Linked DNA regions of Homo sapiens: all the other regions are linked to region 2. Evidence: chromatin contacts called from ENCODE Hi-C or POLR2A ChIA-PET data. All regions are on one chromosome and are shown on one strand. The core of a region is the stretch at or near the end of the contact, and the rest is flanking DNA. Distances in the headings are between cores, read along the strand shown.

Region 1 (2,700 bases), core at 181-2,680, 320 kb before region 2:
TCTCGGCTCACCACATCCTCCACCTCCTGGGTTCAAGCGATTCTCCTGCCTCAGCCTCCTGAGTAGCTGGGATTACAGGCATACACCACCATGCCTGGCTAATTTTTTTGTATTTTTAGTAGAGACGGGGTTTTATTATGTTGGCCAGGCTGGTCTCGAAGTCTTGACCTTGTGATCCGCCCACCTCGGCCTCCCAAAGTGCTGGGATTACAGGCAACGTGCCATGGCACCCGGCCTTTTTATTCTAATTTTAATAGATGAGCTAGTATGTCAGCACCAGTTTTGAACTCATCCTTTGTGCACTGATCTATAACAGTAGCTTTTTCATATACTAAGTTTGCCTACATATATTACGTACTCACTTTTATTTACATTTAGGAAATTTTCTGTATCAGCAAAAATCCCTGAAACCAAATGGTGCCAGAAGTGTTGTGTTGGTAAGTAAACTGTCCAATAGCATATAGCTCTCTGAGACTCCTCCTAAAATCTGGCATAAAACAGTACTACCCCAGGGCATTCTGCCAGCAATACTTTATTTTTCCTGCTTAAGTAGAACAAATTTCTTGGCTGTTTCATCTCTGTGTAGACTAAGCCTAATACATAGTACCTTGCAAATAATTTATTTGCAAATAAATGTTTATTAGCAAATAAATTATTTGCTAAACAAATAATTTATTGCCTAGGTAAATGGAGAAAGTTGTATGACTTTTTTTTTTTTACCACATTTTATCACACCCTGTTTTCCAAGGGTCCTGTTACGTACCATTCACCATTCTGCTTAGCAATGGCTTGTGAGATGGCATTTATTCCTTCAGCATGTATTTTTATGTTCACCTTCCTCTCACCTAAATTCCTCCCCCACCCCAATAACAATTAGTTGTTCTATTTGCATGTAGCCAGAGCAAAAAATGATTTCTTTCCCTTAAGTTACTATTATTATAAAAGGGACGATAAACACATGAGTCATTATACCACAAGTATAGTGTGGAAAGGACTCTAAACATAGGCTCACTGAAGAAGGTGGCATTTGGGCCAGGCCTCAAAATAAGGCAGATTCAGATTTGAACTGAATAGATGGAGAGTCATTTCAAACAGAAGAAATGACATAACATGTGGAGGCAAAAAAAAAATCATAAAGGTTACATAATAAATGCTGACTATTCGCTTAGCTGGATACAGATGATAGAAAGGAGAGTGGCAGATGAGTGTGAGCCATTGGCCTTGTGTGAGCATGTACTTATTACTGTGCAACAAGTAAGGAAGGAAGTCTTGTGCTAGAGCAGTAGCAGTGCAAATAGCAGGGAAGGAGTATCTGGGTGTGAAGGGAAAAGATGTCAGAGATGACTGAGGCCTCAAACCCAAAAGACTGGCAGAAGGGCAAGTGTTAACAGGAAGCGAGAACAGCTGGTTTAGAGCAAAAGAGGATGACAAGGTTGGGTTTAGACATGGTGGTTGAGTCTCTGTTAGAACTGCAGCAAATTTACTTGACTCTACCTGAGGACAAAGGGGCAGGTTTTTAGGAAAAGTTAATTATAGGAAAGAATTTCCTATATAGACTTCTCTGTTTTCTTTGGCGGGACAGTTTTGCTGTTCTCCTCCTCTGCCATTTAAATATTTCAAATCTATTTGAAGTGTGTGAACTTTACTGCTGTTCCCCTTTTCACAGTTCAGTTTTTTTATCTTTATTCCAAATATATTTACTTCACATATATTTACTTTACTTCTTCTGGTTTATAACCAGAAGAAAATTTCAAAATCTGAGGTAATTCAATTTTATTATTTGTAAACCAGTATTTTAAGGTTCGATTAATATCTGTGATGTTTTCTAGTGACCATAAGAATTGAATCAAAAGGGGGAAGATAGACAAGTGTTTTATTTTCAGAAACAAAACATTATTGCCTCTGAACATTACCACCAAAAGCACCTTGTGAACCACCCGAATGTGTTGTATCTTAGGAGTCTGACAACTTCTTCCCAAATTTACTTTGACCCTTTTATCAGAATGTTGCCACCTCAGGTAATTTTCCTACCATCATAAGACGAAAAGTCCTTCCTCTTACCCCACAGCCTCATTATAACCAGCAGTTTCATTTGTGCATACAAATAAAAATCCTGCAAGTTAAGAGGGCATTTCCTGCTATTACCTGAAACAGTATTTTTTTCACCCAGCCCTCTAATTAAGAAACTGAACTGGCAACCAGCTTTTGATTTTGTTTTATGTTTAGTTTGTTTAGTTTTGTTTGTTTTTTTGAGCATGCAATTATTGTCATAATGACTTTGTTTTATAAGAGAACTCATTTATATTTTTGCTTTGACAGTAAGAAATCCTTACACGGGCCATAAATACCTATGTGGAGCACTTCAGACTAGCATTGTTCTATTAGAATGGGTTGAACCAATGCAGAAATTTATGTTAATTAAGGTAAGCATAAAAGTCAGACTATCTTATTCTTACTATAAAAGCTTGTCAACCTTACTGTTCTTTAAAGAAACATTTTTTTCAGTTAATTTTCAAGTTAATTTAGTGATTTTAGATAATGTGGCAGGGTTGTAAAAATCTGCCCAGTTGTAAGCAACTTAATTGGCCTAGTAAAAGTTTTATAAGAGACTAGAGAAATAATGCAAGGGTATGGCGGTGGGGAGCTGGAAATAGTGTCTCACATACAGAGCCTGATGGCAGAAACAGGAAGTACTAAAAG
Region 2 (2,700 bases), core at 82-2,581:
ATGGAACAGTGGGTTTAGGAGATCAAAGAAATCCCTGTCCAGATCAGAGGGGAATTTGGAGGGGTAGCTACGGGGTATACTGACTGGGAGAAGACCATAAACCTGATGGAGAAAAACACAACTGATTGTACTGAAAGTGTAAAATGCTGCACCAGCCAAAGATCTAGGTGCAAAAGATTTCTTCCTACCCAGTGGTTGTAAATGACTTTGTGTAATAGTCCTGGTGTGACCCTGGAAGATATTAGGGCACCATGGGAAGATCTGACTTTGTGAAGAATTGTCCATATATGTATATAAAATGTCTTGGATTATCGATTTCCTTTTTCTTTCCTTCATTCCCCTTCCTCCCTCCCTCCCTTTCTTCCTCCCTTCCTCTCTCCCTCCTTCCCTCCCTCTCTCCTTCCCTTTCTTCCTTCCTTCTCCCTTTCTTTCCAGAGAGCTGCATTCTGCTACACTGTGGTCAATGTACTTGGAGAATGGGAGAGCTGGTACCAATCTCCTCCTGGACTGCCCACCGGGATGACTGTTTGAGATTTCAGGGTGGGGTTGGAGAAGGCTAAGGCCTCCATCAAGCATTGTGGAAGCACATAAGTTACATGAAAAACAATGACCTACAGTGGATTCTATACGAAACATTGAAAACGGGCTTTAAACCTTTTAAAAAAATTTAACAAGGGTATTATTTGAAATTAGGGAGGAGTGTGAAATCAGAAGACAGACAGCAAAGGGAGAAAGATGGCAAGTACAAGCCACACTTAACCTGTTTCACTCTTTTGCCTGGCGCCAGACCTGACGCCCAGAAGCAACTTTTTCATGAAGACGAAGTATTCAGAGCTCAGCTTTTTTTTTTTCCTATTCCTTACTGGGATGAAATTTTGGCAACATTAGTAGTTTATTATTTCTAAAGCCTTCAAAGTTTTTATCTCCTAACAATATAGTACTTAATCAATGAGGGAAATACACTAAAAGCAAGAAAGAAAAATCCAGTTATAGTTTGAGGTTAATAATGTAGCTTTTGTCAGCCCAGAATGAGGCCAAAATAACTCCTGAGCTTGGCAGTAGCAGGTTCCCGCCACCCTGGATGGGCATGATCATTAAACGTGTGCCACCTGGTGGTGATCTGTAGCACGAAGCTTGTTGAGCTCTTGGTGGACACAGCACTGGAGTTTAGCTTACAAGGCTAATTGACAATCCTGCTGAGCTGATCACTGCTCCCTCCATAAGTGTTCAGACAGAACTGTGATCCTGAGGCTGTGGCTCTACCTAGGTGAGTCAGAGCCAAAAAGCCCAGAACTCCAACTTCTGTGATCCTTCGACAAATGACAGCCTGGGCAACAGAGCAAGACACCGTCTTTATAATAAACTGAAAAAGTAGCTGTTAGTGGTATGATGTATAAGAGCACAGGGTGGCTCATGCCTGTAATCCCAGCTGGGGATGCTGAGGTGGGAGGATCACTTGAGCCCAGAAGTTTGAGGCTGCAGTGAGCTGTGACTGGGCCGCTGCACCCTTCTCCAGCCTGGGCGACAGACAGAGACCTTGTCTCTAAACAAAACAAACAAATGAATCATAGCCCTCAAGTTCTGCCCAGGTTTCAGCCAGCAGCAATGTGCCCCTGCAACTTCCAGCCCTTTCAGCCAGGGGCACGGCTGGCTTCAAACAGGCTGAGGAAGCTCTTGAGTGACTCACTTTTCTTTAGGAAAAACCTAAGGTTTTATTTAATAGGTTGGAGAAGATGTGGCCACCTCAGGCTTGAATGTCAAGTTGTACTTGCAGTGGAGGTTATTTGCATCCCAACTTACTTTCCAATGGGGTAAAAAGTGCTGAAGGTTTGTGGTTTGTGATGGGAAAGTTAGTAAATGTTAATATACTTACTTTCATCTTTGCATGGAGAAAAATGCCGATAGTAAATGTTAATATACTTATTTTCATCTTTGCATGGAGAAAAATGCCGATAGAGAAAAGGAACAATTTCATTCTGCTTTGTATTTCCTTCAGCTGGTCTATTTAAAGTACACACAAAGGCTGGGCACAGTGGCTCACACCTGTAATCCCAGCACTTTGAGAGGCTGAGGTGGATAGATCACTTGAGGTCAGGAGTTCGAGACCAGCCTGACCAAAATGGTGAAACCTAATCTCTACTAAAAATATAAAAATTAGCTAGGCATGGTGGTGTGTGCCTGTAATCTCAGCTACTCAGGAGGCTGAGGCAGGAGAATCACTTGAACCCGGGAAGTGGAGGTTACAGTGAGCCGAGATAATGCCACTGCACTCCAGTCTGGGCAACAGAGTGAGATCCTGCCTCAAAAAAATAAAGAAAGAAATAAAGTACACACAGAGGTTTCAGGAAAGCTTTAAAGAAGAAAGATAATGAGTGGAGGAGGATAATGAAAATCTAACCCTAAAATAGAAAAACGGCAGTACCACCAAGCTCAGAACCAGAGACTTCATATTCAGTACTAACGAAGAGGGTGGGGTTGAAGCTTTTCTCTGCTTGGTCCATGCAAAGAAAAAAGAAGGTTAGTCTAGCAAATAACTAACATGAATAGCATTATCGCAGATATCTTGAAATAACTATGATCTTACTTTCATAGAGGATTGTATGATAGCTTTAATTTTTCAATCTCGTAGGATTTGAGGGAGAGATCTACTCCTTCCTCCCAGTGATGGGTCATAAGAGAACAATTTAGAAAAATAGGAAG
Region 3 (2,700 bases), core at 70-2,569, 300 kb before region 2:
TGTTCCTTCCTCCCGGTGAACTCGTGGTGTCGCTGGCTTCAAGAGTGAAGCTGCAGATCTTCGCGGTGAGTGTTACAACTCATAAAAGCGGCGTGGACCCAGAGTGAGCAGTAGCAAGATTTGTTGCAAAGAGCGAAAGAACAAAGCTTCCACAGTGTGGAAAGGAACCCGAGTGTGTTGCCACTGCTCGCTCGTGCAGCCGGCTTTTATTCTCTTATTTGGTCCCACCCACGACCTGCTGATTGGTAGAACCCAGTGGTCTGTTTTGACAGGGTGCTGACTGGTGTGTTTACAATCCCTGAGCTAGACATAAAGGTTTTCCACGTCCCCATCAGATCAGTTAGATACAGAGTAGCGACACAAAGGTTCTCCAAGGCCCCACCAGAGCAGCTAGATACAGAGTGTCGACTGGTGCATTCACAAACCCTGAGCTAGACACAGGGTGCTGATTGGTGTGTTTACAAACCTTGAGTTAGATACAGAGTGCCGATTGGTGTATTTACAATCCCTGAGCTAGACATAAATGTTCTCCACGTCCCCACCAGACTCAGGAGCCCAGCTGGCTTCAACAAGTGGATCCCGCACAGGGGCTGCAGGTGGAGCTGCCTGCCAGTCCCGCGCCGTTCGCTCGCACTCCTCAGCCCTTGGGTGGTCGATGGGACTGGGCGCCGTGGAGCAGGGGGTGGCACTCGTCGGGAAGGTTCCGGCCGCACAGGAACCCATGGAGGGGGTGGGAGGCTCAGGTATGGCGGGCTGCAGGTCCCAAGCCCTGCCCCGCAGGAAGGCAGCTAAGGCCCAGTGAGAAATCGAGCGCAGCGCCGGTGGGCTGGCACTGCTGGGGGACCCATTACACCTTCTGCAGCCGCTGGCCCGGGTGCTAAGTCCCTCATTGCCCGGGGTCGGCAGAGCCGGCGGGCTGCTCAGAGTGCGGGGCCCGCCAAGCCCACGCCCACCCGGAACTCCAGCTGGCCCGCAAGCGCCGTGCGCAGCCCCGGTTCCCGCTCGCGCCTCTCCCTCCACAGCTCCCTGCAAGCTGAGGGAGTGGGCTCCGGCCTTGGCCAGCCCAGAAAGGGGCTCCCACAGTGCAGCGGTGGGCTGAAGGGCTCCTCAAGTGCCGCCAAAGTGGGAGCCCAGGCATAGGAGGCGTCGAGACCGAGCGAGGGCTGTGAGGACTGCCAGCACGCTGTCACCTCTCAGAAGGATCAGGGCTGGGGCTGCCAGCGCCAGGGGAACCCGCTCCGGAAGCCGCAGTGCCCCGCGCGCCCTAGCGTTCCGGTTGCCCGGGAGACGCTGCGGCGGTTCCGCTGGCTCCGAAGTCGCTGGGTACACGGCGCCTCCTCCGAGCGACACGCGCGGGAGCTGGGGCTGGGGCTGTTCGGCGCTGCTCGAAGCTTCGTCACCGTCGCCCTGTGGGTGCAGTAAGTGCGGATTCTGCCGGTGGCGGGGGAACTGCGGGCAGCGTGCGGGGTTGATGGGGTGAGCCGCGAGGTCTAGACTGCGGATCCCAGTTGCAGGAACCAAGAAAAGTTCCCCGAAAGAAAAGCGGGACCGCCTTCCGCTTCGGTGGCCCCTGGAAGGGAAGGGGCGGATTCGAGGTGGCAGCACTGACCCGGTGAGGGTCCCTCGGGGCGGAAATGGTGCTGCCCAGGGAGTGGGCGGCGGCGGGGGCCGAGGAGCGCGCAAGGCGGAGGCCTACCTATGGCCGAGAAAGAGAACTGTCATTAAATGAAGAAGGCTGAAGACCAGAGGCCTGGAAATAAAGTGGATTTGTGCTTGACTTGCAGATCTGTTATGTGCACACACGAAATGTGATATATTTAAACAAAATTACTTTATCGGATTTTGTATAATTATGTGGTATTCTGGTTTTCTGGGGATGCTTTTAATTAGTCTGATTGTATTGTCAACTGGACAGGTTTATAAACAGGTGTGTGTACTTTTGAAATTCAATAATTCACTGTTATGTTGATAAAACAATGATTTAATGGCCCATTTGACTAATTAGTTTTATTAAATATAAATTCATGTTTGGTTTGGTTGAAAACAATAACAACATAGGAGGTTGTGACTTTACCAGCCTGTGGATTCCCTAACTGATATGGCCTGATCTTCAAAATCTCTTTTTCCTCGTCATTCCTTTTTTTTTTTTTTTTTTTTTTTTTTTTTTTTTTTTTTGAGACAGGGTCTCACTTTGTTCCCCAGGCTTGGGGGCGGTGGCGCCACCTTGGCTCGCTGACCTCCCAGGTTCAGCAACCTTGACCTCCCAGGTTCAGCGATCCTCTTGCCTCAGCCCCACAAGTAGCTGGGACTACAGAGGCAGGACACCACGCCCAGCAACTTTTTTTGTATTTTTAGAAGAAATGGGGTTTCACCACATTGGCCAGGCTGGTCTCCAACTCCTGGCTTCAAGTGCTCCACCCGCCTCAACCTCCCAAAGTGCTGGGATTACAGGTGTGAGCCACCACGCCCGGCCATCCGCATCATTCCTAATGCCACTGTTTACATGAGTTTCCTAAAGCTCCTAGATTAGAAAATGTGTTTTTTCACTCTTCTTTTTTTCTACCTCTCCCTTTCTTGATTTTTGTTTTCCTTCTTTCATTGTATTCCTTAGGCTGGCTTGAGTTCTCAGGACTTGATTTGTGATACAATCATGGAAAATAACCTACCTCCAAGTCTATTCTGTTTCTGTGTACATCATTT
Region 4 (2,700 bases), core at 55-2,554, 410 kb after region 2:
CTTTGAGTGGCCTAGGCGGGTGGATCACAAGGTCAGGAGTTCAAGACCGGCCTGGCCAACGCGGTGAAACCCCATCTCTACTAAAAATACAGAAATTAGCTGGGCATGGTGGCGGGCGCCTGTAATCCCAGCTAGTTGGAAGGCTGAGGCAGGAGAATTGCTTGAAACCAGAACACGGAGTTTGCAGTGAGCCGAGATCATGCCACTGTCCTCCAGCCCGGGGGAAAGAGAGATACTCCATCTCAAAAATAAATTAAAAAAAAAAAAAAAGGTTAAACCCCAATAGTGTCTTTCTTTTGAGTGAAAATGTTTTTAAAAATTAATAATTCATAGAACTTGCATAACGAATAAATATATAAATGCATAAAATATAGCTAACACTGGTGCTTACTATGTACTAGGCATATATGTTATATATGTACATAATTTTGTATATTATACATGCATATGATTATATGCATACATACATTTATATGCACTTACATTAAATATGTAAAACACACACGTATAAATATATATGGTGTATCAACTCATTTAATTCCTGTCAACAATTCATGACGTGAGTTCTAAGTAAATTATTTGCATGTGCAGATGAGGTAATGGGGTTATATACGGGGTTAAATAACGCACCCAAGGTCATTAAACAGGATTTGAACTCAGCAATTTTGGCTCCAGAACTCATGCTCCCCGCTGCCTGTATCCATGCGGGTCTGTATTGTCGCCAACAACTTTCCCCACCACAGTTTAACTTTTTTTTTTTTTTTTTTTTTTTTTGAGACGGAGTCTTGCTCTGTTGCCCAGGCCGGAGTGGAGCGGTGTGATCTCGGCTCACTGCAACCTCCGCTCCCAGGTTCAAGCGATTCTCCTGCCTCGGCCTCTTGAGTAGCTGGGATTACAGGTGCACGCCACCAAGCCCGGCTAATTTTTGTATTTTTTGTAGAGACGGGGTTTCAGACGCGCCCAGCCCACAGTTTAATTTTTATTTTTGAATTGATTTGGGAGTGGGGGGTGGGGTGGAAACTTTTTTTTTTTTAACTGTCCGGCAATTTTGCTGAAGCTACCTGTCCAGGTTGGCCCCGGGGCGTGCCTCTTGGCACCGAACTGGGGCGCCTGAGCCTCGGCAGTGCGGGCGGTGGGTCGGCTCGGGTGACCGGTTACCCCCGGTCTTGGGTCCTTTGCACCGCGGCGATCCGACCGCCTCAGAGCGGCGCGCAGGTAGCCGTGTGGCGCCACCTGGTGGCCGGAGCCCCAGACTCGATCCACAGCAGCGCGCGCCCGGGCCTTCGCGGTGGGAACGCAACCCTGGCTAACAGAACTGCGACCGCTCCGCGCACTCCCGGGGCGTGGTTGAGGACAAAGCCAAAGCCCAGGGTGGCGGGGAGGAGGTGGGCGGCCACAACCCCAAGGGAGATGGGCCTTGGACCTTAGCCTGGAGGATCTTCTCCGCTAAGGAGGGAGACCCAGGAGGCTCGCTCGCGGTCCGCGCAGCCCAGGCCTGCCACCCTGACCGCGCCTCCTCGGAGCCCGCAGCTCCACCTTTGATCAAGTGGGAATTAACTTGAGAAAGGGGTGCTGCCTAAGGACTTTTAAAACGAACTCTTTAACATTTCCAAGTACTTACCCTTCATGTATGTGTGTACATAATCTATGTCTATTTCTTTATATCATCACTTATTTCCAGAAAGGGTATGAAAGCTGGAATGACGTCATATAATGCCATTTTTTTTTCCCTCACGACAGCCCTCTTACGCTTGTGAAGAACGCATGTGCTGACCCCCAGAGCCTGGTCCTGCCGAGCTGCTCCCTGGTGCTGGGGAAAGGTGGCACAACTGTAGAGACAGAAGAGTATTTTGGGGGCCTGGCAGGGGGCAGAGTGTTCACGGTGGTCCAGAAGGTGCAGCCGCATCAGGGCAGGAGGCTGGGAACCGCTTTCTCTCGCCCATAAACCTGCCAAGGAGATCTGGAAGGCCTGCGGAACGTCCTACCTGTACCAGGTGGGCCGGCGGGACTGCATTTGCTACCGGACCAAGAAGGCAAATCTCCCTGGTAGGTGCTCCCTTTCCTAGTGTCTGCACAGCTGCAAGCTAAGGAAGCTCTTCGCTGGGTCCTGCAGCATACAGGCCGCGGGTGAGGTGCAGTCGCCTCCTGTCACAGGCAGCAGGGCTTCCGTGCCACAGAGGGAGGGCAGCCCCTCCAAGGCAGGGCCTCACCCCTCATCCAGACCTGTCTGAACATTCTGCAACGAACGCCCAAGTCCATGGATGCTTCCCTGGCCAAGGCCTGGACCGGCCTCTCTTGGACTTTATGAGTACTGTGTTATTGTGCGTATGGGCACGCCTCCCCATAAAGGGTGAGGTCATCCACTGAGGAAGAAGAACATTTCTCAAAATTGCGCCTGAGATCTGAGCAGGGAAACTTGAGCAGGACTGAATCTCTAGGCAGCTACTACAGTGTTTCCCTCTGTGGGCATTTGATAGATATTTGGTGCTTGCTTCTCTTCTGCTCCCACATAAAACCTCAAGATTCCATCCTCCAAGGAGTCGGTTCCGCCTGTCACTTCACTCCAAGCTCAGCTTCAGAGATAAGGCTTCAGAAGAGAAATGCGTCTTCCCACATATGGCTCTGTTTTGAACTTAAAAACAGATTTGATGTGAGTACCTGCATACCATGGTGATAGGTGCCATAGAAATCAGAGGAAAG

The links. Hi-C counts contacts between places; a loop is a spot of excess contacts on that map. ChIA-PET counts read pairs that join two places held with the same protein, here RNA polymerase II (POLR2A). Pooled maps may share reads with other maps.
Region 1: a loop to region 2 is called in a pooled map, with 2.4 times the contacts of the local background. The contact joins two enhancer-like sites. A Hi-C loop is called at or near these places in 1 of 168 maps with a recorded cell type or tissue (mesothelial cell of epicardium) and 2 of 50 pooled maps. POLR2A ChIA-PET finds 5 or more read pairs at or near these places in 2 of 52 experiments (H1 and activated T-cell).
Region 3: a pooled map shows a loop between it and region 2 (8-fold over the local background). The contact joins the promoter of CDKL4 here to the enhancer-like site in region 2. A Hi-C loop is called at or near these places in 33 of 168 maps with a recorded cell type or tissue (CD4-positive, alpha-beta T cell, CD4-positive, alpha-beta memory T cell, CD8-positive, alpha-beta T cell and 25 more), 18 of 37 single-sample maps with no recorded cell type and 20 of 50 pooled maps. POLR2A ChIA-PET finds 5 or more read pairs at or near these places in 4 of 52 experiments (MCF 10A, OCI-LY7, activated B cell and 1 more).
Region 4: a pooled map shows a loop between it and region 2 (4-fold over the local background). The contact joins two enhancer-like sites. A Hi-C loop is called at or near these places in 2 of 50 pooled maps. POLR2A ChIA-PET finds 5 or more read pairs at or near these places in 2 of 52 experiments (CD8-positive, alpha-beta memory T cell and activated B cell).

What each region holds. Positions count from the first base shown.
Region 1 is chr2:39,264,926-39,267,625 of GRCh38, reverse strand. It overlaps MAP4K3 (mitogen-activated protein kinase kinase kinase kinase 3), which reads left to right. Exons shown (of 34, transcript NM_003618.4): 27 at 379-437; 28 at 2,320-2,423. Among named protein-coding and RNA genes, the nearest start is that of CDKL4, 22 kb to the right of the region's middle. Within about 2 kb of position 1,430, at least 3 of the 41 ENCODE cell types and tissues checked have a DNase peak (open chromatin) inside an H3K27ac peak, as active enhancers do.
Region 2 is chr2:38,946,247-38,948,946 of GRCh38, reverse strand. All of the region lies in intron 10 of ARHGEF33 (Rho guanine nucleotide exchange factor 33), which reads right to left. The region is part of intron 2 of LOC105374471 (a long non-coding RNA gene); the gene reads left to right. Among named protein-coding and RNA genes, the nearest start is that of ARHGEF33, 58 kb to the right of the region's middle. RefSeq lists silencers at 1,030-1,149, 1,416-1,602, 1,425-1,719 and enhancers at 909-1,409, 1,410-1,910. Within about 2 kb of position 1,331, at least 4 of the 41 ENCODE cell types and tissues checked have a DNase peak (open chromatin) inside an H3K27ac peak, as active enhancers do; they include PC-3 and PC-9, where a contact is called at or near this core.
Region 3 is chr2:39,242,589-39,245,288 of GRCh38, reverse strand. CDKL4 (cyclin dependent kinase like 4) reads left to right here and starts at 1,319. Exons shown (of 10, transcript NM_001397900.1): 1 at 1,319-1,418.
Region 4 is chr2:38,534,800-38,537,499 of GRCh38, reverse strand. No RefSeq gene overlaps it. Among named protein-coding and RNA genes, the nearest start is that of LINC02613, 20 kb to the right of the region's middle. RefSeq lists a silencer at 1,284-1,343 and an enhancer at 927-1,537. Within about 2 kb of position 1,304, at least 9 of the 41 ENCODE cell types and tissues checked have a DNase peak (open chromatin) inside an H3K27ac peak, as active enhancers do.